6 separate regions of the Homo sapiens genome follow, and all the other regions are linked to region 6. A link is a loop called in an ENCODE intact Hi-C map of the cell type or tissue named here. Cell type or tissue: A673. All regions are shown on one strand. Links, peaks and the distances in the headings refer to the core of each region. The heading gives the core; the rest is flanking DNA.

The links. A loop is a pair of places that touch in the nucleus more often than their neighbours do. Peaks named below come from ENCODE experiments on the same cell type or tissue, not always from the same donor. Only the 100,000 strongest peaks of a DNase experiment are listed, where the experiment ranks them.
Region 1: it touches region 6 in a loop (4-fold over the local background); 4 of 110 quality-filtered maps call a loop at or near these places.
Region 2: it touches region 6 in a loop (16-fold over the local background); 2 of 110 quality-filtered maps call a loop at or near these places.
Region 3: a loop joins it to region 6, with 2.4 times the contacts of the local background. A loop is called at or near these places in 3 of 110 quality-filtered maps.
Region 4: it touches region 6 in a loop (5-fold over the local background); 15 of 110 quality-filtered maps call a loop at or near these places.
Region 5: a loop joins it to region 6, with 9 times the contacts of the local background. A loop is called at or near these places in 12 of 110 quality-filtered maps.

The regions. Positions count from the first base shown.
Region 1 is chr1:199,549,827-199,555,215 of GRCh38, reverse strand. No RefSeq gene overlaps it. Among named protein-coding and RNA genes, the nearest start is that of LINC02789, 400 kb to the right of the region's middle. In A673, for the core only: CTCF peaks have their summits at 3,025 (motif pointing right) and 4,439 (motif pointing right); DNase peaks (open chromatin) are centred at 3,065 and 4,455; H3K27ac peaks cover 3,371 bases.
Region 2 is chr1:199,158,164-199,163,552 of GRCh38, reverse strand. LINC02789 (long intergenic non-protein coding RNA 2789) reads right to left here. Exons shown (of 4, transcript NR_147896.1): 2 at 2,068-2,130; 3 at 983-1,088. All of the region lies in intron 1 of LOC107985243 (a long non-coding RNA gene), which reads left to right. Among named protein-coding and RNA genes, the nearest start is that of LINC02789, 12 kb to the right of the region's middle. In A673, for the core only: no CTCF peak of the experiment used is centred there; DNase peaks (open chromatin) are centred at 1,562, 2,082, 2,732 and 3,562; H3K27ac peaks cover 5,000 bases.
Region 3 is chr1:198,889,997-198,895,385 of GRCh38, reverse strand. All of the region lies in intron 2 of MIR181A1HG (MIR181A1 host gene), which reads left to right. Among named protein-coding and RNA genes, the nearest start is that of MIR181A1, 34 kb to the right of the region's middle. In A673, for the core only: no CTCF peak of the experiment used is centred there; a DNase peak (open chromatin) is centred at 3,095; H3K4me3 peaks cover 1,046 bases; H3K27ac peaks cover 4,542 bases.
Region 4 is chr1:198,769,431-198,774,819 of GRCh38, reverse strand. No RefSeq gene overlaps it. Among named protein-coding and RNA genes, the nearest start is that of MIR181B1, 87 kb to the left of the region's middle. In A673, for the core only: a CTCF peak has its summit at 3,071 (motif pointing left); a DNase peak (open chromatin) is centred at 3,039; H3K4me3 peaks cover 292 bases; H3K27ac peaks cover 4,695 bases.
Region 5 is chr1:198,756,395-198,761,783 of GRCh38, reverse strand. It overlaps PTPRC (protein tyrosine phosphatase receptor type C), which reads right to left. Exons shown (of 33, transcript NM_002838.5): 33 at 4,308-5,389. Among named protein-coding and RNA genes, the nearest start is that of PTPRC-AS1, 92 kb to the right of the region's middle. In A673, for the core only: CTCF peaks have their summits at 4,956 and 5,160; a DNase peak (open chromatin) is centred at 5,113; H3K27ac peaks cover 1,206 bases.
Region 6 is chr1:199,460,696-199,466,084 of GRCh38, reverse strand. No RefSeq gene overlaps it. Among named protein-coding and RNA genes, the nearest start is that of LINC02789, 310 kb to the right of the region's middle. In A673, for the core only: a CTCF peak has its summit at 2,339 (motif pointing right); a DNase peak (open chromatin) is centred at 2,374; H3K27ac peaks cover 1,991 bases.

The sequences.
Region 1 (5,389 bases), core at 274-5,273, 89 kb before region 6:
TTTCAGTTTCCTTTTTAGTTTCTTCATTGACCCACTGGTCACTCAAGAGCATATTGTTTAATTTGTATGTGTTCGTATAGTTTGCAAAATTCCTCTTGTTATTGATTTGTAGTTTTATTCCATTGTGGTCAGAGAAGATACTTGATACTGTTTCAATTTTTTGAATATTTTAAGACTTGTTTTGTGACCTAACATATGATCTATCCTTGAGAATGATCCATATGCTGAAGAGAAAAATGTGTATTCTACAGGTGTTGGATGAAATGTTCTGTAAATATCTACTAGGTCCATTTGTTCTATAGTACAGATTAAATTTGATGATTTTTTTTGTTGATTTTGTGTCTGGGTGATCTGTCCAATGCCGAAAGTAGGGTATTGAAATCTCTAGCCGTCACTGTGCTTGGGTCTATCTCTCTCTTTAGCTCTAATAATATTTACTTTATTATATCTGGGTGCTCCAGTGTTGGGTGCATATGTATTTATAATCATTATATCCTCTTGCTGAATTGACCCCTTTATCATTACATAATGACCTTCTTTGTCTCTTCTTAATTTTTGTCTTGAAATCTATTTTTTCTGATGGAAGTATAGCTACTCCTGCTCCTTTTTTGCTTTCTTTTTTTTTTTTTTCTTGGTCCTCTTGTTTTATTTTTTTATTTATTTATTTTTTATTTATTTATTTTTTTTATTATACTTTAAGTTTTAGGGTACATGTGCACATTGTGCAGGTTAGTTACATATGTATACATGTGCCATGCTGGTGTGCTGCACCCACTAACTCGTCATCTAGCATTAGGTATATCTCCCAATGCTATCCCTCCCCCCTCCCCCCACCCCACCACAGTCCCCAGAGTGTAATATTCCCCTTCCTGTGTCCATGTGATCTCATTGTTCAATTCCCACCTATGAGTGAGAATATGCCGTGTTTGGTTTTTTGTTCTTGTGATAGTTTACTGAGAATGATGATTTCCAATTTCATCCATGTCCCTACAAAGGACACGAACTCATCATTTTTTATGGCTGCATAGTATTCCATGGTGTATATGTGCCACATTTTCTTAATCCAGTCTATCATTGTTGGACATTTGGGTTGGTTCCAAGTCTTTGCTATGAAAATTCATGTTGATTACTGGATTTCTTCTTCTTTGCTATACAAACAATAATAAATCAGGAATAATAGAAGTCTAAAAATAAAAAGTAAACACACATTTTTTCTCATTCTTTGTCTATATGCATGTACAATTTCGCATAATTATAATTATAGTGCTTTCTGATTTTTCTCTTTGCATTTCTGTATCTCTGCATTTTTCTTGTTGTTCAATGTTATCATTTTCAGTGGCTTCATCCTATTTTATCTTTATGATATGGAATCATTTACTTAACTTTCCCTCTGTTACTGGTGGATATTTATGATGTTAACAAGTTTTCATTTTCTAAGAAACACTACTGTTTGCACATATACCATTCATTTTCCTCTTTTTTCTTTATAACAGAAGCCCAGTTTTGTACACATATCCATCCATCTCTTGTATAACTTGGGAAGATGTGTCCATTCCTAGTGTCAGGTGGACACTGGTGAGACAAAGCTAATCAGCATCTGGCAGTCATCTGGTGACTGTCACTGGTCTGGGGTAACTTGGGCTGAGGCAACCAGACAGAAGAGGTTTGTATCCCAATGTGTCACCTACTAACTATATGACTTTGGGAATGATATTTAATTTATGTCTCATTTTCTTAATCTGTAAATTACTCATAGCACCTACATCAATGGTTATTTGAAGCATAAATGAGTAAATATATCTTAAGCTCTAAATAAATTTATAAATGCTTAACACAGTGCTGGCACTTAGCAAATGCTCAATAATGTCACCTATATTTATCAGAGTTCTGTCATTTGTATAGTGCAATGTCATCAGAAAACAGCTTAAGATAGGATTTCATCTATAATAAGCACACAGCTGGCACGTGTGTGAGTGTGTGTTTATGTCTGTGTCTATGGGTAACAACTTGAGACCTTGGCCCATTAAAACTTTAGACCTAGGATCATTATTTAGTCCATGTGACAAATAAGATCCAGAAAGGTAAAGTGAATTCACTCAAGTTGAACTGCTATTTAGCAACGAGTTTTCACTATTGTTCCAATTTCATTACTTTTTCTTTTAAAGACTGTTAAGATAATACCTTAGTACAGTCTTGTTTATCTATTTGGTATTCATTAAAATACTCATTACAAAAGCACCTATTGAGGGCCAGGCATTATTATCTGGGGGGAATTTGGGGAACAAAGGAGACTGGGTTTTATTCTAAATATGATGGGGAGCCATTGGCTGGCTTTGACAGGGGGAAAGCCATGCTGTGAATCATATTTAAGAAGAATTACCCTGACTGTTCTATGAAGATTTCTCTGGAGGGAAAGCGGTAGGAGATCAAGAAGGATGCAGGGAAAGCAGGTAGGAGGTTAGTGAGGGGTAATAATGGCCTGAAAGGAAATGGTAGCAAGAGATGAGATGAGAAGTGGTAAGATTATAATACAGTCTCTGTTAAAATTTTAAACAATGCATATGTATACAGTAACGAGGGAAAATGCCCACCCTCACCCCATACCCTTGCTTCCAATGCCGATCTTCTTTTCATAGGTAACCACTGTTAACAATTCAGTGTGCTTGTATCACCAAACCTTGTCCTATGCCACTCATAAATGGTTTATGCCTATATAAAATAAGTCAGTTTTATTTGCAATGTATTTTCAGTATTTTTTCTTTGTTTTATGTTGCTACCTCCTATCGTGGAGCTGAAGTGTAAGACTTAATAATGATTTGAAAGTCCTCAGAAACAACCCACCTCACACCTGATCATTGGAATAAATAAACAATTTAAAGACAGTGATTTATTAAGACAACAAGAAGTCTAATAAATAGCATCAGCATAGATAAGTCTTTCTTTTTTTCCTTTCTATTTAGTCAGGAGAGTGCCATTGCCCAGGATTTGAATGACTGCTTTATTCCCTTTTTTTTTCTTTTTTTTAAACCTGAGGCAGAAAACCAGTAGAGGGCGCTGAGAACCCTGTACATGCAAGAAGTCTAACGGAAAGATACTGACAAACAAAAAGTGGAAAAGGATTTTAAGACAGGGATCATAGCACTACAGAAATGTAGGCTTTCTTGCTTTGGTGCTTTTTTTCCTTAAAGTTAAAATTATTTATACTATTAATGGGTGAAGTTTTACCCATATCCCCTTTAGCAGCTTCGAGCACAGGTTTCCAAAAAATATTCTAACATGCACAATAAATACTTTTGGCAGCGTGAAAATAGTTAATAATATTTTCTCATCCCATTATGAGTTATTTTATTTTACTCAAAAGGTTTCCACCCTTAAATCCTTTGGGTAGGCAGAAGCTGGTTAGAATATTGAAGCAGGACTGATCAACAGACAGACTATATTTTTACTGAATTTATCATTCACATTGTCTGTGTGTATGTGATTATGTGTGTGTAAGTGTCTGTGTACATGTATTCAAAATTTAAAAAGTATTCAAAACAGTTACCCTTGTATCTGTCAAGGGTATGTAAAATGCCTGTTTGGAGTCATTACTTTTTCCTGTTGTTGAAAACTCAAATTGATGGAGGGTTTGAATTTGGATTACCACAAAAATGTAAATAAGCAGAAAGACTCTAGAATTAATGTATTTGTGTATTTATTTATTTCCAGGGGAAATTTGGCCTTTGGAATTGCTGTAGACACAGACTGTTAAACAGTCAAAACGCAATGTCAAGTGATAGAGTGTTAGAAGAACAACATATCATTTTCTCTAAGTTTGAGCCTGTATAGTAAGCAGGTCCCTCAGTATAATTCCAGCACACTTTTCAGCTATGCAAACTCTTTTACAAACTCTTTTTACTTTCACAAACTCTTTCAGGATAATGCTGCTAAAATTAATTACTGTGTATATTTTGTTGAAAACTACACGTAGTTGCTGAGCACTATTTATATGATGGATATCCTTGTGTCCTAACAGAAAATTCATAGCCAGGAAATATGATATTTTACCTGTGCTGAAGGATAATAGGCTGCCTTCATCAGCCACTAGAAATATTAATTTCAGTGTCTCCATTGAGGTACCACGTGGCTTCAAAACAATATTTTCAAAGAAATATACAAGAGTTTATTTTCAAGATGTTTTACACTGTTGTGCTTGGAGAGTCTATGGAAATGGTTAGCCTTAGATCACAGAAAGCTGCATTCTCCTTCACGATGAAAGCTTTGAAGAATGCTAAATATATTCCGTCATTCATGATGACAGTAGGAGCACAAACCCAGTGACACTTGAATCTAGGTATTAGTTTTCCATTCTTTGATGATTTAATGAGCAAAACTGCAACAACCTACACATTTTTCTTGGCTTACTTCCTTTATAGTAAAACTGTAATAGGATATGGCAGTTCATGGCTTTCTGCCTCTGGATGGCAGTAACTCCTGCTTAAATGTTCATGACCCTTAACTGCAATATTCTAAAGTAAGGATTTCCCATTCTTTGTCAGTTTTCTGTCCAAAGAAAACACTAATTTTACTTAGTCTGAAATATATATACATACACACACACACACACACACACACACACACATACACATACACACACATACATACACGCATTTGAAAACTAAGAGCAAGGAGTCTGTTTAATGTTAAAAGTTGATAATGTAAACCCCAGGCTAAAAGGAAAATGAGGACGCAAAGAACTAACCTAAAAAAAAATTGGCATTTGGATATTTCCATATGTTTATATGTGATTCATTTTCCTTCTTACATAAATTAACAAATGCTGCTGAGCCAACCATATTTCTTACCTCAAGACAACAAGGCACTGCAAAAGCTCTAGGAATATATCCAGGCTTTGGGAATAAGCATGTCTACCACTAGAATTATGTGCTCTGATTAATATAGTCTATCTGGATTTTCTGACTGTGACTTTTCATAGACACAAAGAATTAAAGAGCTTAATCATTAAATAAAATGAAATGCACACATGTTAAATGTAGTTCACTAACCTCTTTATGCAGTGGCTACTGCAATACCATAAATTGACATCTGGATTGGGCTGTGGGCTGTAATTTACTGTCTCTAATATTTTCCTGGTCTTCCTTTTACTTGTCCTTTTATAAACCTGCTATTCCTTTCCTTCGGATCCCTGGTTTTCCATCTCCGCCTCAGATACTGTTGCCTTGCCCACCTCCTTAAGATTGCATGTGCCTGAAAGCTCTACTTAGATATCCTTTTCCAGACTTCACCCTCCACGTTGAGGTGCTACAGCTGCACCTAAGAAGTGCTTCTGCTTCCTACTCGGCTCCATAGGCTGTGTAGTATCCTGGAAAATCTACATAGATTCAGGTAA
Region 2 (5,389 bases), core at 321-5,320, 300 kb after region 6:
CCTTAAACTCATCAGACAACGTATACATTGATGGACCCTGAAGAATTACTGGCACATTAATTTGCTTGCCTGGAAACATCTGGATTCTCTAAAATTAGATTCCTGATGAAAGATCCCTGAAGTGTTGCCAGATTTCTGTTTAGATAATTTTATTCAGTTCAACAAACATGAATCGAATGCCTATTTAGGCCAGAAATTGTTGTAGGTAATAGAGACTTAAAGATTGGTGATCATGGCTCCTGCCTTCAAAGAGCTCACAGTTTGTGGGCAGAGACAGATACATAATTAGATGTCCACAGAATATAAAATGGAGTTATGTGTAATTATTACATAAATTACAGTGGTACTACAGGAAGTAGACTAAAGCAAAATCAGAGACTATCTTGATGGAAAGGATGCCTGAATTGAACATTAAAGCATAAGTGGAAGTTACAAAGGCAAAGTGAGTGCAAAGTGAGGGTAATTCCAAGCAGAGGGAACAACATGAGCAAAGGATCTAAAACTGGGAAAAAAATATGTGGCTATGTTGCTGGATCAGAAACCAAACTGAAAGATGTAGAGGGAGCTAAGGCTGAAGACTGGAGAAGAGAAAAACCAGTTCCTGGAAGGGCTTGTGGGTCATGTTTTTAACTGTGACAGATAGATACCACCAAAGGGTATGAAACAGATAAGAGACATTGTGAGATACAGATTTTAAATAAAATGCACTGGGTATTGCATTGATTGAAAGATAATAAAACTGGAAGCAGGGACATTTGGTTAGGGTAGCAATTTGGAGAGATGAGCCAAGGAAACAGTAATTAAGATAGGCAGCAATACTTTTGAGAAATATACAAACACACACACACACACACACACACACACACACACAGAGTGTGCAGGAAGAGACAGGACTTGACAGCTGCTTCAATGTGGCGTTGAAAAATACAAAAGTGTCAAGACAGAGCCAGGCATAGTGGCTCACACTGATAATTCTGCTTACTCTGGAGACTGAGGTAGGAGGATCGCTGGAGGCCAGAAGTTTGAGGCTGCAGTGAGAAATAATGACACCACTGCACTTCAGCCTGGGTAGCAGAGCGAAACACCATCTGAAATACAAACATTAAAAAATGCAAAATTAAAAAAAGAAAGATGCCACGATAGATTACCCAAGCACCGTACTGGTGTAATAGATATCTCAGTCTATGAAATTAAAAATTATGATATATTACTTAATTTTTATAAGCTATCTAATTTCTGACTCCAGAACAAATTCCACTAGACTGCTGGGAAAAAAATACCTGAACTCCCAAGCCCCAATCCTTACTGACATTTCTCTAGTTAGGATTTCACTATGATATTAAGGTCTTAATGCCAAGGAGTTGGGGATGGCCCATTTGGTTGTTGGCTGTGAGTCCATGCCTGTAGCTGCTGAGACAGCTGTCATCCTGGCCTATGTGGCCTTTACAAGTCCCTTAGTTCTCTCTGATGCCTCAGTGCCAAGCATGGTTGGTGGGCAAATCTTGGGAGAGAGGGCATATGTTCTCTTCGCCCAGAAGCAGTGTGAAGCCATTTTCTCCTTTTGCTGTACTTTCCTAGGAAATGGAGGGGAGGTACCTTCAGCCCCGGCAGGAAACCACAGGTCTCTCATCATTGCCTTCTTCTCTTAATCTGAGGGGAGATAATTCTCTGAGGAAAATCCTTTTCCTTTCAGGTCTCTCTGTTTTTGTGTGTTTACATCGCAATGTTTCTTCTCCTCTCTGGAGTTTAGTTTGGGCATAGAAAATACATCAAGGCAATTCCTTGCTTTTTAAAATTATCTGCCCTCTACTTCCACATGAAAAGGGTCTTTGTCTTCTTGCCATTTTACCTTTGGCAGCCGGCATCCAGAATACTCTGATACATGCTAAGAGCACACACACAAATATTTGTTTATTAAATAAATGAATATAAGGGTAAGTTATGAGCTGACATGACATATTTTAGGAGGAAAAAAGCTACCATTTTGGAATTCTCTCAGCAGTGCTATATACTGAAAGAGTAAATGAGTGAATTAATTAGAAAATGAATACAGCCATGGCTGCTTACTTTTGTTTTCTGTTCTCTGCCACATTCCTTCCCTGAGGCATTCAGCACAGAGCTGATTTCATGCTGAAAGAGAAGGAAGAGAAAGGAAAGAAAAATATTCAGAGAGGAAAAATATTAATTAAAATATTAATATAATCCAGTCAGTTTACTTATTTCAAGTCATCATCTAACACCAATCAAAATGCTTCTTACTACCTAAATTGAGTATTTTTATTGAAATGTAAAGTTTATTTCAATGATATTCAAAATATGAATTAGAGAATTGAGAGTGAGAACAGATTCTTATACAGAGTTGCAAATTTACTCATACTTAATCACACTAAGAAAAGTATTTTTTAAATTTTGTCTATGACTAATAAGATCTTACTCTCAGACCTCAGGTCCCCTACTGCTTGCTGTGATAATTTTTCCTTCCTTCCTTCCTTCCTTCCTTCCTTCCTTCTTCCTTCCTTCCTTCCTTCCTTCCTTCCTTCCTTCTTCCTTCCTTCCTTCCTTCCTCCCTCCCTCCCTTCCTTCCTTGGAAGGAACTACCAACCCTATGCAAAGTCATTTAAACATGGTGGCAAAGTTTGTGCAAGTAGAGAACGTCAGATACAAAACAAAGCAAAACAGAAACAAAACACCAAAAAATATAAATTAAGATTGTGAACTTTCAGGGCCTAGGGATAGGGGAAGGAAAATCAAGGAGCACAAGTGTTCAAAATCTGGATTGTAACTCCCTCTGTCTAGACTGGGACTGGGAGAGGAGGTACTAGAGGACTACCTTTGCCCTTGGTGTTTCCCCACTTATGTAATATACCATCTCTTCTCTGGGTTCTCTTACTATCTCATTATTGGGTAGTGCTTGGCTGCTGTAATAGGCATGGAGACATGGAGGGATATACTCCATCCATGTTAGTGGTAGTTTAGTCCTTATTATGTGAAAGAGAAAGAGGGTAGGGAGGAAGGACATATTTGGATAATTTTATCTCAAGACATTAGCCTGTCTTGTAATGCTATTACATTCCTCCACCTCCTTTTTGCATTTTAGAAACTAATTTTCTTTTTCTTTTTATTATCTTCGCTTTTAAATCACCCCCCTATCCTGTAGGCTCCTGGACCCCAACTTGCCTCAATAGACTCAGGCAAATATATATTTTCAAAATATTTTTGTATTATGCCAATATTAGAATAATTTTGAAAAAACTTAACTGTCTATTATATAATCGAGTATCAACAGTTAAGTGCCAAATATCATGCTATGGATGTTATGTGCATTTTTTCACAATATCAAATACATGCTATACATTTTATTTCCATTTTTACCTATGAAATGTATATTATTGGTTTACAGAGATAGAAATGAATGCTTAGAGAGATTAAATAATTTGCCCCAAATAATACCCCTCATAAATGGCTTTGTTGAGATTTAGACTCAGGGGATTCCTACTCAAAAGCCCATGAATTTTTCAGTACATTTTGTTGTTCACTGCCAATTCTTAACTCCATGAGAAAAATTCAGGCGCTTATAGGAATGTGTGAATCATAATTAAAAGAACACACACTCAGGGGCAGGAGACTCAGTTTCAAATTCTGCCATTTTGCAATTTTCTGTCAATAGTGTGGTAATAAGAAACAGCAAGTGCTCTTATATCCCGATTTTGTCTTTTATTAACTGTGTAAACTTGGGCAAACTCTTCTCATTTCTAAGTCTCCAACTTTTTATTTGTTCAAAAGAGAGGTTAGCATTAGGACAGCTGTGATGAGTAAGTGTGATAATACATTGCAAGCAACCTAGCACAAACCTTGGCATACAAAAAGTAAAAATAAAAATAAAACACTCAGTAAATGTAGACACCTCATCTATCCAAGAGAATTTTGATAATTTGTGAAGCATTCATTATGCTCTATATGGACCATTAGGTTATTTGATAAATGTATGAGTTTTAACACAAGTGCTACAATGTAACTATAATAAAAGCCCAAGAAATAAATGTTCATACAATGAAGTCTTTTTCTTTTTCATTTTTCTAAGAAACTGGCTCCTCATTTCTATGTTGCAGAAATGAAACAATAATTTATTATTTAAATCACTTCTTGGGGCACACATCTGATCTGGAATTCTGTACCTACTTTTTATTTATTTATTTATTTATTTTGAGATGAAGTCTTGCTCTGTGGCCCAGGCTGGAGTGCAGTGGCTCAATCTCAGCTTGCTGCAACCTCTGCCTCCCAGGTTCAAGCGATTCTTCTGCCTCAGCCTCCTGAGTAGCTGGGACTACAAGCATGCACCACAATGCCTGACTAACTTTTGTATTTTTAGTAGACATGGGGTTTCCCTATGCTGGCCAGGCTGGTTTCAAACTCCTGACCTCAGGTGATCCACCCGCCTCAGCCTCCCAAAGTACTGGGATTACAGGCATGAGCCGCTGCGCCTGGCCGTACCTACATTTTTATTACGTTAACTGGCACATAAGAAATGTACTATTTTGGGGGGTATAGTGTGATATTTTGATACATGTGTACATTGTCTAATGATCAAATCATGGTAATTAGCAAATCCATTGCCTAAAAAATTTATGATTTATTTGTGTTGGAAGCATTCACAATTCTCCCATCTAGACATTTGAAAATATACGATAAAATGTTGTTAACTTTAGTCACCTCACAGTGCTGTAGAACACTATAACTTATTCTTCCTGTTTACGCTGTAATTTTGTACCTGTCAACCAACCTCTCCCTATCTCCTCTCCCTCCTACCCTTTCCAGCCTCTAGTAAATGCAATGCTATACTCCACTTTTATTAGATCAACTTTTTTAGCTTCCATATATGAGGGAAAACATGCAGTATTGATCTTTCTGTGCTTGACTTATTTCACTTAACATAATATCCTTTAGATTCATTCATGTTGCCTTGAATGATTTGATTTAATTTTTTATGGCTAAATGGTGTTCCATTGTATATACATTGTATACTACATATAATATAATGTAGTATATATATGCAATGTGTATATATGTTCATTTTGTGTCTGTATATATATACACACATATATATGTATATATAAATTAGTATTTCATTGTGTATTGTCTTTATTCATTCATCTGTTGAGGACACTTAGATTGATTCCATATCTTGGCTATAGTGAATCGTGCTGCAACAAACATGAGAGTGTAAATATCTCTTCTACATACTGATATCCTTTCCTTTGGATATATACCCAGTAGTAGATTGTTGGATCACATGGTAATTCCATTTTTAGGTTTTTAAGAAACATACACATTGTTTTCCATAGCAAATGTACCAATTTACATTCCCATCAACAGCATATAAGGGTTCCGC
Region 3 (5,389 bases), core at 165-5,164, 570 kb after region 6:
ACATGAACAATTCAAGATTTAGTAAATGTTGAAGATTTCCCTTCAGTATGAATTTATAAATATCTAATGAGTGTGTGTGTTTGTGTATATGGCTTCCTCATTGAGCACCTGGAATGACTTAGCTAATTTGCCCTTCATTCTTTATGACTTTCATGGATAATTTCCCAAAGCTCCTAAGGATTATTTATTTATTTATTTATTTATTTACTTATTTTTGGGACTGGTTCTCGCTCTGTTGCCCAGGCTGGAGTGCAGTGCCGTGATTATGGCTCATTGCAGCCTCAACCTCCCCCACTCAGGCAATCCTCCTACCTCAGCCTCCATTGTAGGTGGAACCATAGGTGTGTGCCACCACATCCAGCTATTTTTTAAAAAAATTATTTGCAGAGATGAAATCCTCCTGTATTGTTCAGGCTGGTCTTGGTATCCTGAACTCAAGTGATCCTCCCAGTTTGGCCTCCAAAAGTGTTGGCATTACAGGCATGAGCCACCTCACCTCACCAGGTCACTTACTTTAAAATTTTCTACTAGGTGATGTGAAGGCCCCCAAATTTAAATATACCAATATTTCTCTTTTATTATATTTTTAAAATTTGAGGTTTTAATAAGCTATCTAGATCCATGAATATTAAAATAGATTTTTCTTTTGTAGACCCAGCATTGTTCACTGAGGATAGATGTGGGATCAGTTCCTTTCAGGTATTAATTGTAATGTTGCTAAACATATTACCATGAATCTGTAGTATCAAAATTCAGATATTAAACTTGGGAGGATTTATAGTCCAACTTGTAGTAACTAAATAATAAAATGGTGGCATGATTATAGTTCAATTTTTTTCTTTATGAAGAGCTTAGGGTAACAATGCTTTGTTCCTGTATGTTGCACTTTTAAATTACAGTAAAGTGTTTCCCTGAAAACAAATAATATGGCATGCAATAAAGGGGAAAAGTGGATATGAGAACTTATCCTTGCCAGTATATTTGAAATGTGACTAAACATTTTTACAGTGAATATGTTCATATTGAAAAGAAATTACAATTTCCTTTAACCAAGTACTGGGTCACTATTTCTTCCAACTTAGTTATTGAAGAAACACTCAGCTACCATAGATTTGCTAGGCCGAAGTTTCTCAAACTTTAGCTGTGTCAGCATTACTTGGGGGGTTAATTGGAATGCATATTGCTGGGCTTGATGATCAGAGTTTCTGAGAACTTGTGTTCCTAACAAGTTCTCCGGCGATGCAGTAGTATAGAGAGGCATTGTTCTGGAGACATGCTTAATTTTAGGTACAACTTATTTTGACTTGAGAACTTTCTCTTTATTAAAATAGCAAAGGCGGTGTAGATGAAAATAAATAAATTGTATTCATTTGGGTTTTCTCATTTGCAACAGACCACATCAGCATTACCACTGGAAAGAATGACTTAGGAGAGTGGTTGTTTTAATGAGAGATTCTTTACATGCCATTGAAAGACAGGAAACCTTAAAAGAAAAACAAAACTGATAATCAACTCCTAAATGGGGATTTGAATTAGCTAAAATCTTTTTTTTTTCAAATGCCTACTACAAAGTCAAAGTTCATTCTCCTAGACTAGCAAATACTTTTTTATCAATATTTGTTTATATTTTCCCATAATTATCCTTATTTCACCTGCCACAAAAGAATTAATCATTTTATGTCCTCAGTCTTCAGCCCTCCCTAAAGTACCCAATAGCTCTTGTCCTTCTATAAGTCATCACCTACGTGTACTTTAAGACCCCGCTAATTCAATAATTTTATTTAAACGTTGATAGGATTCTATTAAATTTAAGGTATATTATTAATTAAACTAGAGGACATCTGCTGTAGTGAATAAATTATCCATGATTTAAAAGCAAAATTCAAAGGTAGACAAGGCCACCTGCGGCCATAGAGGCTGTGTAACTTCAGAAAGAACACTTATGAGTTAATGATAGGAATGGCACTCTCTGGAATTGTACAATCCAGTGTGCCTTAGTCAGATATAATAGGTCAGGTTTAGCAAGACAGGCATAAAGTTCTAGCCTTAACTTCAAAATTCCATAGAATGTGGGAGACATGAAATAAGAATGGCACATGGGACTTTTGGCTATTAGTTGACCATGAATAGCTCAGTGTGATTCAATAGTGATATGTAACTGCCCTCAAAAACTATGAAAAGCTTAGAGTTTCAGCAGAGGATGGTGTATCTGTTATGAGTGAGATGAGAAGTCTCTCTCTTCATGGCTGGTAGAATGAATCCAGAATTGTCAACTTCACATAAGTCTCAGAATATCCTCAACCCTGCCTGTTTTAGGTGAAACTAATGCACCAATTATTTCATTCATTTACAGAGAAACTTAAGCTAATATGTACATTCAGTACAATAAGTAATACAGACCCCTCAACAGAAAAAAAAAAACACCAGAAATTATCAAACTGAATTTCTTCAATTAATTTCAATTTAATTTGTGTGGACAAATATGTATTGGTTTTGACAATAAAATATGTCAAAATACTGTAGTGTTTAAAATTCCCATATGGAAATATGGCACCATGATTGTAGCTTCTGAATGAAAAACAGAGTTTTCAGTAATTTGTACTCTTCTGACTACATAGCATGGGAAGTTGAGAAAGAAATTCTTCTAGGTTGAATACTGGAAAAATCATCATCTGTTTCCTCTACTCAGTCACTAGTATACAAAGAAGGACTTAAGCAGATTTGCTGATTAATTTATCGGTATCTAAACATTTTGTTTTCTCTTAATTCAGTGGATGAGCTATAGTACTGGAACATTTATAGCTAAACTTTGTTATTTGGTTATTGTCCTTATAAAACCAACTTTTGCTGATAAAACATATTAACACTTATGGATGCTTTATAAATCCAATAATACAGCTTTGAGAGCATTTACTCTGTTTCCCACAAATTTTAATAAGCCTGGCTCAGCTTTTTCGACTGAAGCAAATGCACAGACCTCTACACTTCAACATGAAGACCTCCAGTTCACAATGTGCATATCCAAAGCACTGATACTAATGCTGTATCCAGAGATTTCAATGGGGAGGGTAATCTGTAATAACAAAATTGTATCCCTTCCTTCCTGCAATTACCTCACTATCCTCACAGCCTTGACATCTGGAAACCCACTGCTACTGTAGCAGCTGTGACTCCTCTCCTAGCAGGAAGTTAACTACACATTCCAAAGAGCACCAATTGTTTTGATATTTTCTGGCAGCTCAAAAAGCTTGGATATTGGTGAACACATTATTTTGTGGCAACCACATTTTGGAATTATACACAAATGTACAACATGTCACAATCTGAACAACTTACAGGTGTTAATGTTGTCTTTCTCTTAATGATATCATATTCCAAATTTAATCATTTTAAATATAGAGTAGTATGTTAGAGAATTAAACCTCATTCTGCTCATACTCACTTCTGCCATCATTTTCTCAAATGATCAACACGGAAGAAGACTTACCCAAAAATATGCTCCTATTTAAATCATTGGAAGAGAATTAATTAATTTGAGTTAGAAAGTAAGTATTGTGAGAATCATCCTGCTCTGTATTTGCCCACGTAGCACCTCTGTTAGCAGAGATTTTCAGATACTTATTAATTTTCTAGAAATCGAGACCTCCAAAAGAAGAGCAGAAATATTAAATGTTGGGCAAATCTAACTGCATTTTAGTGTCACCAAATGCCTAAAATTATTTTGTGTTTTTGAGCTGATAAATCTATATATTTTTTATTCAGATTTCTCTTATTCTTTAAAAATAATCAAAGGGATGACTGCTGGATTGATTTACTGCAAATTTATCTTTGAAATGGCTACAAATAATTGTTATTCTCATTTTAAGAGCATTAGTGTCTTTTGTTCATCAAATTAAGAATGAAATGGATTTTAGTACTGCCCTACAATTACTTTGGTAATCAAAATGATTGCCAATGATCTCCAAGAAACTAAACTGTCTTGCTACAGAACAGATTGAGGATTGTTTTGATTCACAGGAAAGCTCTGCAAAAATATGATTAATTATGATTTTGATTTAGTTTATAATTTTATTTTTTATTTCCGTTTTCCCTCTTCCCTACATTCTTTTAAAATATGGCAAAGTTTTCCATTGTATATTTTTATTTGACCTAATTTCCAATTAAATTTAATATTTCTCCTTGCTTAATTATTTCTTCTGGAATTTTACACTCATAGTGATTAAATCTCAATCTCCTCTCTCTTATTCTCTTTCTTTTTTTATTCTCTTTTTCTATCACACACAATTTAATAGTTCATCTTAAGTGATTTCTGATGCCTTGTATTCAGTGACTCTAATTTCTAATATCCTCTTCTTGTTAAAAATATTTTTGCAATGTATTTATAATATCTTTCTATTACACTGATTCTGTGTTATGTTTAAGCGTTTGATCACTTTTATTCAAATGTTCCTATGATAACCAGAAGATACTGTGCATTCTCATATTATTTTAATGCTCCAATGTATACTGCAGGCTTAAATAACCATAAAAGTAATGTTTGTTTAGAAAGTGACTGGTTTGTTTACCTTCACTGCTGCAGAAAATCTCACTAGGCAATTTGCCTGGGGCTGATACTTGTAACCATTAGCAATTATGGATTCTAGAAAGACGTTGATAGGAAGTTTTTAAAAAGCTATTTCAAAATCGGACACAAAAAATACAACACATTTTCTAGGATTGTTTTTCTTGCCATTCATGCTGCTTGCCTTTCTTATCTTAACTAAAATTCACTTTTCATCAGCCTGCAATGAGTCACAAAAAATGCTGTATCAATCTTGGGTTGTTCCTGGACATTCATAGTCAGATAAATTATTTTCAGAATCAGCAAAGCAGAATTATTTTTATAAAATGGTGTCTTTACACATCATTGATGTTTTGCAGAGGTCTGGACAAAACGCCAGTGATGTACTTTTAATTGCCAAGGGATCCACTTACACAAAGGAGACATGGGCACACCATTCTACCGTCAGGGCACTCATCATTTGACTTATGTATTGGACTTTAGGGGAAACACAAAGAGGATGCCTGGGACACTGTTCTCATCCTCTAAAGTCTTTACTAATAATATGTCAAAGTTGAGTAATAATACACACTAAGTAAAAGCTTTTCAACAGAAGCATCTCCATTAATCTCCACTTTGGGCCAGACAGCAAACTGAGCCTCTGTTTCTATTAAATACAAACTGATCTGAAATATTTAGAACAAAGAAAGCACATCCTTTCAGCTAAAAGTTATAGATATCCTTTGCTACATGACAAATGGTTAAAATTATCAAATATTTATAACAATATGATTGAAGAGTTCAGTTACAGGCTTTGATTTTGACTGTTTGCTTGTTGATGAGTGTTGT
Region 4 (5,389 bases), core at 159-5,158, 690 kb after region 6:
GATGTTGAGACTGGGAAACCAGAAAGTAGTACAAGATCATTTAGTAAGAAAGGGTCAGAATAGGCTGAAAGGAGGCAATTCAACAAGACCAGGGAATAGTTGAATGTCAGAGTCAGGATTAAGCACAAAAGAAGTAGAAAGTTGGATATTTAAACTGTAAGATGTTAATGCGTGTAGTCAAGTGAGGCAGCAGAAAATTAGCTGAGTAAGGAGAACAGGCAAAGCATCAGGACAGGAAAGAAAACCCTAAATTAATGGGCAGAAGAGTTACAAACACAAAAGCAATGAAAGGTCCAAACCCCAAGCTGCAAAACCAGTTGGTTCAAACCGCTAGTCACAAATAGTACATGAAGGAAAATTTAAAGTACTTATAATTAATAAAAAGAATTTACCTCTCCTGGGACAGCAGCAGTTTGAAAAGGAGAGAAAGGGTTTGTATAAAAATCAAGGATGTTTTGCCTTTTCCCATGAAGCTGTGAAGAAAGGAAGAAAGCTAGGGGAAATAAGAAAAGACGATTTGCCTCTCTGGGACACATTCCTCCTGGTGACAGTCCTCTTTCTCCCCCTGGTCCTTCTTAGCACACAAAGTAGATAGGCTATATGCTCTATAAAATAAGAGTCTGCCTTCTTGGGATCTATAAATCAAAGATGCCACAGATATGTGATAGTGAGTCTGAAGTCAATACAGGTCATAAGGACAGATTAATCAATCCTGTGAAGATGTTTTGCAGATGACAAACACTTGACCAAAATGATAACTGACCATGTGGTTAAGGGGCCATATTTTCTCATAAGGTAGTACTTTCCAAACTTGTTCACCTCAAGAGCTCTGAGTAAATGAAGTAGTTAGAAGACATACTGGAGCCAGGCATGGTGGCTCACACGTGCAATCTCAGCACTTTGAGAGGCTGAAGCAGGAGGGTCACTTGAGCCCAGGAGTTCAAGACCAACCTGGGCCACATAGGGAGACCCCATCTCTACTTAAAATAAAGAAATTAAAATAGACAGATGTGGTGGCATGTGCCTGTAGTCCCAGCTATTCAGGAAGCTGAGGTGGGAGGGTCTCTTGAGTCCAGGAGGTTGAGGCTGCCGTGAGCAGGGACCATGACACTGCATTCCAGCCTGGGTGACAGAGGGAGAGACTCTGTCTCAACAAAAAGACACAGCAGAGTAAAGAGGATGCAGGAGAAGATCTAATTCTTGTGCGAGCCTTCTTTATCCCTGCAGGTAACCTCAAGGTTCCCGTGGCTTCAGAACAAGGTGAGGGATATGAGGATCAATGTCAAAGTATACAAGGGCCTCCTTCATATGGTTGGGAAGCTTTGCCTTAAGAGACAGTTTTAGATCTCCTGAGTAATTACTCTTAGAGGCGGGGAGCCGCACAGTAAGAGGAATGGATATAAGCAAATGTCAAAGTTAAACAGAAATCTTGGAAAATGTTGTATAGGGAAACTGAGCCCAATACAGACTAAGGTGATGTCTCAAGTGGTAAATATAAATGAGCAAAAGAGTCATTATTTCCCTGGAGTGAAAAGGGAGATCCTGTCTCTTCCCTCTTCATTTTCTTCTTCCTCCTCCTCTTCCTCTTTTTCCTACTCTTCTTCCTGCTCTTCCTCCTCCCAACATGGAACTTACAGTATACAAATGCAAGCAACAGAGGCAGATAAAGAGAAAAGTAACCCAGCAGACCAACAGCAACAGTTTTATACAATGGAAATAGGACTGGTAAAATATAGTGTTGAGGTGGCCAACGTTCAGGCTGCTGTGTTTTGTCAGGCCAGAACCATGTTTTTAAAATAATTGAATTTGAGTACTTTTCAGTAAAGTATATATTTTCTATGTTTTTGAAGCTGCCACCACTTAATATTTTATCAAGTTTTTTCATTTGTTTTTGTTATTTTCCTAACCTCTGAAGATATTTGAGTTTTGCAAACCCCAGCTTTTGAGTGATTCAGAGAGGACCTTAAAGCCAGCATTGTGAGAGGCATAACCTCTAAAGATGAAGAGTCCAGCAGAGATAAGCTTGGGGCCCAAGGAAAATAATGTACAAAAACAAGACCACAACTAGCAGGAAGACAGAAATGGCTTCTAGTAAGGAAATATTGTTACTATGAGTTATCATAACTGTTTCTAATTTTTAAATTATAAACACAGATTTGTGCATACACATTTTTCTAAAATATATATTTCTTATAGTATTTTTATTAAATATGTCTAGTTTACCACTATATTTTGTTATTTAGTGAATTCTTTCATTTCAAAATGTATCCAGAGAAGATGTTGGAGTATCTAAATTTACATGAACTTAATCTGTCATCTAACTAAGATACTGCTAACTAAATATTTTGGCAGAGAAGACTCTTTATTGAGTCTTCCACATAGCCTAAAGTACATTACATAAATGAACTTCAGGGAATGTATTTTTATATGTCTCAAGATACATAAAGCCTTTGTAACACTGTTTGGATTTGGGTCAAAGAAAAATATGACCCAAACTGTAGCTTTTTTTCTATATATATATATATATAAAATACAGAAAAAATATATAATCTACATATACATATATATAAAAAATAGATAGATAGATAGATAGATAGATAGATAGATAGATAGATAGATTTTGCTTGCTAGTGTTGTGTGAAATGAAGAAAGGTATATGGCTGAAAAAATTAGAGTAAGAAATCTACAAGTGGAATATCTGACTCTAAAAAGGCACTCACTTCCCAGGACTGCCTGCTGTCGTCAGTGAGCTACGAATGGATTTCAATAAAGAGTAAGTAACGATACCAGGCTGGTCCACTTTGGGAAGATTGTATGAAACACAGTATAGAAAAAAAAAATATTTTCCCCAGGAAGAATATAATTGATTTATTCTATAAGTACTTTTCTTAAGTAAGTGTAGGCAACCTCAGTAATATAAAATATCAGCATACTCCTGAAAACCTGTAATGAAAGCAGGTATGACAGTACTGTATGGTTTATTGACATGCACATGTAGGTTGCAGCATTTAGAAACCCACCCACCCCCATCAGAATCAAGCCATTGTAAATGTTTTAGTGCAACCTGGTGGTGATTCTGTTTTCTGCAACAAGGTGATAAAAGGCATTCAAACACATCTATTTAAAAATATTTCAGTATAACAAAATTATCCCAGAGAAAATAGATTGTTCCCATGAATTACTATTCCATGTTACCTAATAATAAAATATAAAAATAAATTGATAAAAACATAGTTTTTTAAAGTTTGCTTTTAATTCAGCATTCATTTAGAAAGGAAATCTATATTTTGGATGAAAAAGTGTCCAAGACTGAAAATCCAGTCTTCACAAATTCATTTTTTTTCCTCAGAGGATAAATTTAGTCAAACTAATTATTTAAATTATTTAAAACATTAATAACTTGGTCTTAGAGAAAGGAAGAGTTGGAATTTAAAAATAAGTAAATTATATTTACATAGAAAAACTCTTAGAAATCCACATCTAAAAACTGAATGCTTATGAAATGTTTTACTAATTAATAAAAATTTCATTTAGAATAATAAAAAAGTATAAGATCATTGTATAATTTACTTCTCTGTTATCTCTAGCATACAAACACCACAGAATTCATTTAGGTTGTATGTGAACCTTATAAGTTTTCTGTTTTTTTTTTAAAGAAAAATTTGTCTACTTCTCATAAATCAAGACTTAGGAGACCCAGTTTGATTGAGATTGAAATCCTGCTGCCAACTCAGAGAAGATTTACTTTCCCGAGAGCATTCAGGGACTTATTTCTTCTAATATTTTAGATGATAAATTATTGGGGTCAGAACTGTTGAGAAGTTTGAATATTCTTTCAAGATTTTCTTTTTAGACTTTGAAGAACAGTATCAAGCAAGTATATAAACAAAGCCCAGAGTTTCCACAGTGCATTTATCATGAATCCACTGCCTCTCACCTCTTGGGGAATATTTACATTTTCTTTAAAGATTTGATGATTGTACAGGATTAAATATCAGTCTTATTTCTAAATTAATGATTTAGTGTTAATCATCAAGCCAGTTATTCTAATTTAGAGATGTTCCTTTATGGAGAACTTTAGCTTCAAATATGATTATTTTGCTGAACTTGGATGGACTATCTACTTTGTTGTCTATAATGGGTTAGCCCAACTTTAAAGAGCTTTACACAATGGAAAAAGCAAGTGCTTCTCTTATTTAATACCACAAAGAAATTATACTTTCCTTTGGTAAAATTCACTTATTTTTGAGCTTATTTCTATGAACATGAGCTATTTCATACTTATAAAACTTCATTTATTAAAAATATAGATTCTCATGAATAAAATTATTAATGTTTTAAATGCCCATTTAGTAATAAAGTCACTTCACTGTATCCCTGTAAAATTCATGAAACATTACATTATTTGTGCTATATGTTGTCCTATGACAGAACTACCTGTTTGGTTTGATGCAGTGAAATTGTTCAATATGCATCCAGATGGAAGTTAATGACATTTATTTTTGCACATGTCTGCTGGGAAAAAACTCCAATGGAGACTTCTGGGGCATCATATTTTATTAGCTCCTTTAAAGCAATCCCCATTTCCTGTCTTAAAACTTGGTAGGTGGAGTGTGAAATTATTTTTAGTGAGGGTAAAGAAACTAAGCAAGAGGTCCTACAGCCAGGTGCTCCCCTCCAGGTCAAAAAAAAATCTTCAAGAGTGAGAAGCCTCAGAACAACTTTGCTAAGTATACTTGGCTTCATTCCGTCACTTTTTAAAGTTCCTCTCTGAATTCCCCTTACTTAAGCCCCCACTTTCGTGTCCCAGTCTCACTGACACAGTGTTGTATGAAAATTTACTCTGCTCTCTAAATGGGGTTTGGGGCAGACCATAAAGGCCCCCAAAAAGCTTGCTTCCTTCCACTTAAAACACCTCCAGTAAATGTCCCCCAAACACATCATGTGCCAGGTGCTTGAAAGACAAGGGGCAAAGTGGCAAGCTCACTGGGGGATGAACTCTGTTAAGGTGAATCAAGATGAAGAAAAGACACAGGGGGTAAAGCATGCAGTGAAATTGTTGAAAATGATTAGTCCCATTGGAGAACTAAAGCAGCTAAGCATCCTGGAAGCTGGGGAAAACAGCACAACATTTATTCTAAGACAAAAAACCAAGTTTGTGAGTGATGTGGTTGAGAAAAAATGATAATAAGGTTGAGAACTAACTGTAGTAAATATTTTACTGGAGGTTGATATAATTTATATTTCAAAAAAGTTGTGAGGGTGGCTATGTATACATAGTGGCAGAGGGTATATAGGATATCATCCTGCCTTCTCAATTTTCTTGTGAACCTGAATTTACTCTCTAGAAAAGTCTCAAAAACTAAAAAAAATTAAAAGTTCAGACATG
Region 5 (5,389 bases), core at 308-5,307, 700 kb after region 6:
CATTTGTCAATTTGTACTTTTGTTGCTATTGCTTTTGGCATCTTCATCATAAAACCTTTGCCAGTTCCTATGTCCTGAATGGTAGGTATTACCTAGGTTGCTTTCCAGAGTTTTTATAGTTTTGAGTTTTACATTTAAGTCTTTAATCCATCTCAAGTCAATTTTTGTATATGGTATAAGGAAAGAGTCCAGTTTTAATCTTCTGCATATGGCTAGCCAGTTATCCCAGCACCATTTATTGAAAAGGGAACCTTTTTCCCATTGTTGTTTTTTGTCAGATTTGTTGAAGATCAGACAGTTGTAGCTGTGCAATCTTATTTATGGGTTCTCTATTCCGTTCAATTGGTCTATGTGTCTGTTTTTGTATCTGTACCATGCTGTTTTGGTTACTGTGGCCCTGTGGCATAGTTCGAAGTGGTGTAGCATGATGCCTACAAGTGTGTTCTTTTTGCTTAGGATTGCCTTGGCTATTCAGGCTTTTTTTTTTTTTTGGTTTTCTGTGAATTTTAGAATGGCTTTTTTGTTTGTTTGTTTGTTTGTTTGTTTTTTAGTTATGTGAAGAATATCAATGGTAGTTTAATAAGGAATAGCACTGAATCTATAAATTGCTTTGGGCAGTATGGCCATTTTAACAATATTGCTTCTTCCTGTCCAAGAGCATGGACTGTTTTTCCATTTATTTATGTCATCTCTGATTTCTTTGAGCAGTGATTTGTACTAAAACAACTAGAGAACCAAGAGCAAACAAATCCCAAAGCTAGCAGAAGACAAGAAATAACCAAAATCAGAGCTGAACTGAAGGATATTGAAACACATGAAAAAATTCAAAAGATCAATGAATTCAGGAGCTGGATTTTTGAAAAAAAAATTAATAAAATAGGCTACTAGCTAGACTAATAAAGAAGAAAAGAGAGAAGATTCAAATAAACACGGTCAGAAACGATAAGGGGGATATTACCATTGACCCCACAGAAATACAAATAACTATTACAGAATATTATAAACACCCCTATGCACATTAACTAGAAAATTTAAAAGAAATCGATAAATTCCTGGACACATACACCCTCCCAAGACTGAAGCAGGAAGAAAATGAATCCCTGAACAAAACAATAATAAATTCTGAAATTGAGGCAGTAATAAAAGCCTACCACCACCACCAACAATAAAAAAAGCCCAGGACCCAGTGGATTCACAGCTGAATTCTACCATATGTACAAAGAATAGCTGGTACCATTCCTATTGAAACTATTCCAAAAAAAAACTGAAAAGGTGGAACTCCTTTTTAACTCATTCAGTGAGGCCAGCATCATCTTGATACCAAAACCTGACGGAGATACAACAAAAAAAGAAAACATCAGGCCAATATCCTTGACAAATGTTGATGCAAAAATTCTCAACAAAATACTAGCAAACCAAATCCAGCAGTACATCAAAAAGCTTATCCACCATGATCAAGTAGACTTTATCCCTGGGATGCAAGGTTGGTTCAACAAACACAAATCAATAAATGTGATTCATCACAGAAACAGAACTAAAGACAAAAACTACATGATTATCTCAATAGCTGCAGAAAAGATTTTTGATCAAATTCAACATCCATTCATGTTGAAATCTCTTGATAATCTAGGTATTGAAGAAACATACCTCAAAATAATGAGCGCCACATATGATAAACCCACAGCTACCATCATACTAAATGAGTAAAAGCTGGAAGTATTCCCATTGAAAACCGCCACAAGACAAGGATGCCCTCTCTCGCCACTACTGTCCAACATAGTATTGGAAGTTCTGGCCAGGGCAATCAGGCAAGAGAAAGAAAGCAAGGGCATGCAAATAGGAAGAGAGGAAGTCAAACTATTCCTGCTTGTAGCCGTCATGATCCTGTATCTAGAAAATCCTATAGTCTCAGCCCAAAAGCTTCTCAGGATAATGAATAACTTTAGCAAAGTCTCAGGATACAAAATCAATGTGCAAAAATCACTAGCATTGCTATAACCAACAATAGCCAAGCTGAGAGGCAAACTCCCATTCACAATTGCCACAAAAATAATAAAATGCTTAGGAATACAGCTAACTAGAGAGGTGAAGTCTCTCTCTGCAAGGAGAACTACAAATGTTCTTTTAAGTGAAGTAGATATAGTTGATTCTTTCATGTTAAAGCTGCGAGATTAAAAAAAATAGGATGCCAAGTTAAATTTAAATTTCTAATAAACAAGAAACAATTTTTGGTGCAAATATGTCCCAAATACTGCATGAGACATACTTGCACTAAAAAACTATTCTTGTTTCATTTAAAATTCGAATGTAACCCAATGCCTTGTATTTTATCTGACAATCAAATTTCATGTCATTTTGAAGAAAGTAATCATGGATAGTTTGAATAAAGAAGAAGAGTTTTCTTTACGGGATCTTAGCAAAAAACAAGAATTCATTTGTTGTAAGTTATCAAAAGCTTTTAATTGTCCTACAAATATAATTAAAATTTAGGAATCACTTTTGATTTGGGCAAAGAATAAAATGTAAAGAGAAATGTAAAGAGGTTTACAAAAGAATGAATACAAATAAAATGGACCCTTAGAAGAATAAATATTTTCACTTAAAACAGGACATAAAAAAGCCTAATTTTGAATGTCTTTGAAGAACCTTCAGATCATTCCAGATGTAAAATTTGTGTAGGAGATTGAAAGCATAGCCTTTTCTACTCATTTTAACAGATATTCATTTCCTTTGAAGTGATATATTTTAAGGTCTTCATATCAAGAAACATGCTGCAATTAGCTAGGAGCAAATAGCATTCACTTATTCAGATCTAATATGGTGTTATGAAATCATCTTATAACCAATATCTGGTATAAATCTAAAATTAAGATCAGTCCTAGTTAGTTGTAAAAATAAATTTTATGTTTAATATTTTAGAGGGAAAAAAACAGGAAAATTTCTCTGTACAAATATAAGAATTCTGAGGGGAAGCTTAACGCATTTAAAATTATCTTTGCAAAGACAGATGTTCAGCTAATCACTTTACACAGTTTTCCTCTTGCAAGAAAATATTAAAATATATATATCTCTTAAATGAAAATATTTATTTGTCACTTATGTACACAATTAATAGCTTGGGACCTGAAGTTTAGGCTTACTAAATGTATCTTTTATTCCCATTGAATTCTAATACCAGGAATAAAGCAAACAACTTTAAAAGAAACCTAGAAGTTTCTTTTTGCCCAATAAATGTAATGTTCTGGATTCATAACATTATCCCTACAGTGTACCAGGCTTTTGTAAGTCAAAACTTTTTGCTTAATATTTCTGACTGGATCCTAGAATTAATAATGGCAGTGCCAAACTTTAGCAAATAAATCTTTTATACCTTGTAACAGATCCCCATTAATGCAACCCATGGCCATAGACATAGACCTATAATTCACATATTATTTCTTTCTACAGGTAAAAATCATAGACATATAATTCCATGTTCTAGTGCCATGGGTCTCACCTTCGGTTTAGTATATGTTCTCACAAAGTAGTGGGCTTTCTGAGCCACTATTTCATCTCTTTCTTTACAACAAATTCCCATATGTAGAAAAAAAGTCTCAAGCTTGATTCTTAAACTAATAGAAATTATTATTGCTCTATTTTCTAAGTAGTTTTTAATCTTTCAAAAGATAGTGTCAGGTGGAAAACACATTTAAAACACACAACTACATTTGGAAGATGTTACTTGCAATTGAAACTTCTGAAGAAAAACTTTGCTTGTAGATTATTTAGACTTTCTGCTATTTGTATTTTGAAGCAATTAACAGATAAAGTAGGCATACATCATAATGTTCTATTGAACATGAGAACTGCAAATTTTAACTACATTATCTAGAAAATGGCAACTGATCAAGTTTCAATAAAAGAAAAGAATGCATAATAGTTTGAGTGACTGAAGAGGTAAGTGAAAGCAAACTTTATTTTTTGTGCCCATAATTGGTGATTCTAATCCCCTTTTCTCATTAATAAGTAAAGATGTAATAAGTAACCTTAATATAAATTAGAAACTGTGGCTTCATTGTAAAATTTACTTCTTTTCATCTGTTAAATAAGCACAAGGATCTATATACTACTATAAGGGTTAATTGTTAATTTTATATGTTACAATAGTGAAATAATTAGAAGTAGGGACACAAAATAAATGTGAGTTGAATGGACAATAATCGGTGCTGTATAGTTAAGACATATAAAATCAGACAAAAGAGTAAAGATATAGAAAACCAAACCAATCTAAAGGTTGTGTTTGACCTTCATGATAAGCTATTACAGAATTCACCAAAACGAGTTTTTATTACTTCATGAAAAATACCACTATTCTTGATTTTTTTTTTCTAGATCTTAAACAATTATTAGACTATTGGATAATTGGGGCCTGTAAAAGTGTCCTGCAAATGTTAATAAATGCATTAAACATATTTCAATAGGTGCATACACATTTCATATTTGAACATATAACACAATGTATTATAAACAAGAAAAAAATAATGGTTGAATTTTATTATGATTAGCGACATCCATTCCTGGTAAAAACATTCTAAGCATTGGAGAAATTCAAAGTAAATGCTTTAATGAAAGTTATGAATGGGATTTAACATGGGAACTATGCATATGCAATATCATATTTTTCATATCAATGAAAAATTCCATAAAAATAGCTATATTAAATTTCATATGTAAATATTTAACAAATATGTTTGTATTCTTCTATTTTTATACAATGAATATTAATACATATTGCATTTATTTATTTTAATGACATTTATTTAAGTTCAATTGTACAAAACCTAATTTGTTGTCAAAAGTATCAAGCAATAAATTTTAAATATTGTACAGGGAATAATCGAGCATGCAAAATTGAAAACCCCATGTAAAGACAGCATGATAAGCTCACTGGAAATTTTTTAATTAAATAAGCTTAAAAAGACATTGGACTAAATGCTAATATATGGAATATAAGATTTCCCAATGTTAATTTAGTTAACAACTTTTTTGTAGTAGCATACACACACATACCACCTTTATGTACTATCTCTAGAAGTAAAATAGTAAACTATATAAGATAGATATATATGAGTAGAACAAGGAGGACATCTTGAGGTCATTTCAGAAATGTACATGATTTTATTGAGTCTGCACACAGTTTATGATTTTTAAAAACAGATCCTTCAAGCTAAGTTAACACTTCTAATATAAAATGTATTTTTTCTTCATAAAAACAAAGGAAAAGCAAAAGCTTTTAGATTCACTTGAAAGAATTCTCTCTCTTTCTCTGTCTCTCACACAAACACACACCCATACACACATACATATACACACATAACGATTACAAAGAAGTTGTTTTTTACTGAATAAG
Region 6 (5,389 bases), core at 258-5,257:
AAACACGCTGTGAACTATTTAATGGCCTTGTATGCCATGCTTTATTTGTATTATGCTTTTTTCTTTTTACTGTATTTAAGAGAATTATAAATAATAAGCAAATAAGGTATATTCAAAAGAAAACCATTAAAGATTCAAGATTTGTATTGTGGTAAATGATACAATTTATGAAATGTGATAAGATCTAGCTTTCTGCATTGGTTTTATTTTATACCATATTAATAATGCTATATGATTTATTACTATTTGCTGATTTGTTCTTTTAGTTCTAACTTCTATTGCTATATGGTGTGTCTCTTGTTAACATTGTATAGAGATATCGCTTAAGTATCTTTAAATATGTGAATTACTGATCTATTACACTTTCACACTTTTCATGTGCTTTCCTATGCTTCCACTCCCTCCCACTTTTTTCTGTGTATGGTTACTGTTGGGGCTCAGGAAATGATACCACAAAGTAAAGGCCTCAGAAGCAGCCTTAGAGGCCAAGTTTTCCTCTGACCTTGTCCTGCCCTCCTGTCTCTCTTCCTTCATTCTCCCCTGAGGCTAGCCATAGATACTAGAATTCCTCTTCACCAGTGTCAGTCATAGAAACCAGAACCCCTTCCCCCCAAAGCCAGCCGTAAATCTAAAAATATTTCTGTAACTTTCGCCTACCTTTCTTTGTAAGAACTGGCCATAAAGAAATTCTCTGAACTACATGGTTTGATAGAGGTTATAAAACCCCTATTTCAGAAGGGGTCCTGCCCTAAACCCAGGAGGAAAAAAATGCTCCACAGAAAGGCCAAGAAAAATCCAGCCTTGCTAAGTTTCTGCACTGTCTATTAGCATTAGCTCATACCCTTTCGTCACATTTCTACACACTGTCCATGCTTCATTGAACCTAAAGCATAAAAATGGATAGTTTACTTTAGGTCTCTGGGTCTTCAAGTCTGAATGCTCTCATGTCATGTAAAACTTTGATTAAATAAATCTATGGTGCTCTTTCTTGTTAAAGTGTTTTGGTATAGCAACGTGTGCCATGATTCAAATCTCATTTTGAATTTTAATCCCCATAATCCTCAGGTGTTAAGGGAAGAACGTGGTGGGAGGTAGGTGGATCATGGGAACAATTTCCGCCATGTTGTTTTTGTGATAGTGAGTGAGTTTCACAAGATCTGATGGTTTTATAAGTGTTTGACAGTTCCTCCTTCATGCACTCTCTCTTGCCTGTCACCATGTAAGATACGCTTGCTTCCCCTTCTGCCATGATTGTTTCCTGAGGCCTCCCCAGCCATGCAGAAGTGTGAGTCAATTAAACTTTTCCTTATAAATTACCCAGTCTCGGGCAGTTCTTTATAGAAGTGTGAGAACAGACTAATATAACCACTCCACACCTGCGTTACAGTAACAGCTATTTTCTCTAGTAGTTTAGAAAGTTTGCTCCTAAACAAGCTTATGGCAGTTACCATTAAATGTTAAATGTATCTATTAAGTTTATTAATACTCTTGCACTCATTGTCTCTCCTGCCACCCTGTGAAGAGGTGCCTTCTGCCATGATTGCAAGTTTCCTGAGGCCTCCGCAGCTATGTGGAACTGTGAGTCAATTAAACCTCTTTTCTTTATAAATTACTCAGTCTTGGATACTTCTTCATAGCAGTGTGAGAATGAGCTAATACAGGGTTCAATCTAATTGGTGACCATTGACCTTTTTATACCTGAATATCTATAGATTTATCTAGGTTTGGAAAGTTATCTGGTATTAATTCTTTGATTTAGCTTTTTACACCTTTACTTTTCCAGCTTTCTCTTCCTGACTATATGCTCTTCTAATGTTGTCTCATGGATCCCATAAACCTTCTTTATTACTTTTTATTCTCTTTTCTTCTCTATGTATTTTCAAATAGCCTGACTTCAAGCTCATTGATTCTTTTGTCTGCTGTTGATGCTCTCTATTGTACTTTTCATTTCATTTCATCCATTATGTATTTCAACTCCACAATTTCTGTTTTTGTTTTATTTCAATCTCTTTGTTAATTTTATCTGAAAAATTCATGAATTGTTTCTTTGAGTTTTACTGAAGTTCATTGAGCTTCCTTAAAACAGCTATTTTATTTGAGAGATCTCTATCACTTTGGATTAGTCACTGGTGCTTTATTTTTTTCATTTGGTGAGGTCATAGTCCCTGGATATTTCTGATGTTTGCAGACATGTGAGAATGTCTGCACATTGAAGGATTAGGTATTTATTCCATTCTTTACAGTCTGGCTTTGTTTATATCAGTCCTTATTCAGAGGCTTTCCAGAGATTCCAAGCAGATCTCTGAGCCTGTAATAACTGTGTTTTCTGAGCATGTGATAACTGCAGTTGTCTTAGCACTAGAGGGTGCTCTAATCCCAGGCTTGCTGTGAGTCTTGTGAGAGCTCCAAGGTTGATGTGGCTCTCTGGCCTGAATGTACCTAGGGAAGACCCAAAGAGCGTACTGGGGCTGTGTGGAAAAGCTGGTCATGGAGCTGCCCCCAGAAGAGTGTCCTGTTGGCCCAGACACATGTGCCTCCCAGCAGGCCCTATGCAGGTGATAGATCCCTGACTGCAGCAGAGGGGATGGAGTTGAGACTGCACCCCCTCAGGATCTTGTGTGGGATGGAGGCTGGTGAGCCCATCTTGTTGGTTCAAATGGGTATTTGTCTCCCAGCAGGACCCTGCACAAGTAGGGGTATTTCCTTGACTGTAACAGGAGGGTCCAAAGCTGAGACTAGGACCCCTCAAGACCTGCTATGTGATGGCTGCTGGCAAGCCTGTCTCATTGACTCAGACAAGCGTGTGTTTCCCAGTAAATTTCTATACAGGAGGGGTCGTTTCTCAACTAGCATAAGTGGAGCCAGAATTGAGACTAGGCCACCTCAAAATCTGCTGTGGGATGGAGGTTGGAGAGCCCAGTTTCATTGGCTCAGAGGCGCATGTTTCTCCCAGCAGGTTCTTAAACAGATGGTACAGTTATCCAACTGCTGTGGGAGGGCCAAAGCTGAGACTGGGCTTCCTTGGGATATTCTGTGAGATGACAGTGGTGAGCCAATATTGTTGGCTTAGATGGGTGTGGGTATGAATTTTCCAGCATGCTTGTGCACAGATAGGATTGTTTCCCCACTGCAGCAGGAAGGACTGGAACTAAGACAAGGCATGCTCAAGATCTGTTATGGGACAGATGTTGGCAAGCCCATCATGGAGGCTCAGACTCTTGAGCTGAGAGATATGGTCATATTTCCCTCTAGGTCCTTATATTAGCAGTTCTGAGCTGGGACCTCAGCTGAGGGGGTTGGGGTCAAGCTACAGGGGAACTTTCACATTCACTGCTGACCCTGATGTCAGTGGACAGATAAGCCTCTCCACAAGGTACTAGTGTGTGCAGTTTCTCCTGGACAGCTTGGCTGATGGTTTTGTTGCATGCTGAAGGCCATATGGGGCTGTAGCCAAGCCCTTTGGGAAATGAGGCTGTTTTCAGACTTGAACCAAGGAGCGTAATTGGTAGATCAGCCAACTGGGTGTCAGTCTGCATTCTCAAAATGACACTTTTAGATCTTGGGCTCCACTAAGATTTCACAACTTCCAATCTGAATCCTAAGGCTCCAGCAGAGAGACCTTTGTCTGTGGATAAGTGCAAAAGTTTTGTTGTTGTTTGGGGATGTGAGAGGGTTACCTCCTATTCTGCCATTTTGCAGATGTCTACTCCTAATTTTATTTTTTTCTAATTTTTCACTCTGTTTTTCAGGGCAAATAAGTTGAGAATGTTTTATTCTCTTCTGATTTCTGAAAGGGTTTGTGAAAGATCTGTGTACTATGTAAATGTTTGATAGAATTCAGACAGTCTACCTGGATCAGGACTTAACTTGAAGGAAAGTTTATATTACAAATTCAGTTTCCCTCATAGATGTGGATCTGTTCAAAGTTTCTATGTCCTATTTGTCAGTTTTGATAATTAGTGTCTTTCAACAAATCTGTTTATTTTATTTAAGTTGTCAAACTTATTGGCATACATTTGTTCACAATATCTGTTAACCTTTAAATGTCTATAATATCTGTAGTGATGTCCTCTCTTTTATTCCTGTTATGAATAAGTAAATTCAGACCACTTGATGTTGTTCCAGAGCTCATGAAATCTCTGTTAATTTTCTCCAGTTCACCTTTTATTCTATGTGCCTCAGTTTGGATAGTTTCTATTGCAACATCTCCAAATTAACTGACATTTTCTTCTGAAATGTCTAATCTCCTATTAATTCTATCCAGTATGTTTTTTGAGTACTACTTTTTTTTTTTTTAGCTCTAGTGGTTCTTTCTGTTTTTTTTTTAATATTTCTTTTTCCGTCTCATTATGTTTATCTTTTTCTTTAAGTCCTTGAAACTACTTCTAAAAATTGTTTACTTTCATTATATTTGGGTGTATTTCTAGTGACTGATATTTTTCTTCTGTTTAAAATGAGTCCTATTTTCTTCACATGTCTGATAGTTTTTGGTCAAATGCTAGACATTATAAATACTATATTGTTGATGATATGGATATTTTTCTCTTTTAAAGAGCTAGATGTTTCTTGTTTGTTTGGAAGGCAGTTACATTACATTACTTACAGGTCCATCTAATTTTCAAAGCTTATTTTTTAGCTCTGTTAGGAAGGTTCTATAGCAGTCTGTACATTAGATCTAGTTTAGCCCTACTAAGATTTTCTTTTTGGAGTCTTTACTAAATGCACTGGGATTTAATTAAGTAGTTTTCATTTTGGTCAGAATTGAAACAACTTCCAGTCCTGTTTCAGCAACTCCCAGTGGTTGTTACTTCCCTGGTAGTTCCTTGTTCAAACTCATGGAGTCTCTCTCCTTATTCATGCTCAGCTTAGTGTTCAGCCAAAGCCTCAACTCTATGCATAGTTCTGTATTTCTTTATTTCTTTGTATATCTCTTTTCTGGCACTCTGCCTTTTAAATTCCAGCCGTGTTGACTTCCCCAAACTCTGATTTCTGTGTCTTCTGCTACATGAGACATGTTCTGCCTGGGCTTTGCATTTTTGCACTGTAGTCTAGAAAGTGCTTACAAACAGGAAGCCAGGGCAGTATTAGGACTCACGCTTCTCTCTCCTCTTTTAGACGTGTGGTGCTTGTTTGATGCCTATAAACTGTTGTTTCATGTTTAGTCCAGTTTTCTAATCATTTTCTATGAAGAAAATTCAGTAACAGTTACTGCATAATGGCTACAGGTAAAAATTAAAATTATCTTTTCAAAAATATGTACTTCTAATAATATTGAAATGTTTAATATCTAAGGGGGAATAAAACAGCTTAAGAAACAATATATTCCTCAACTAGCATAAGTAGGACTAACAATTTATTTGTATATTCACAAAAAGGAGAATATTCTATA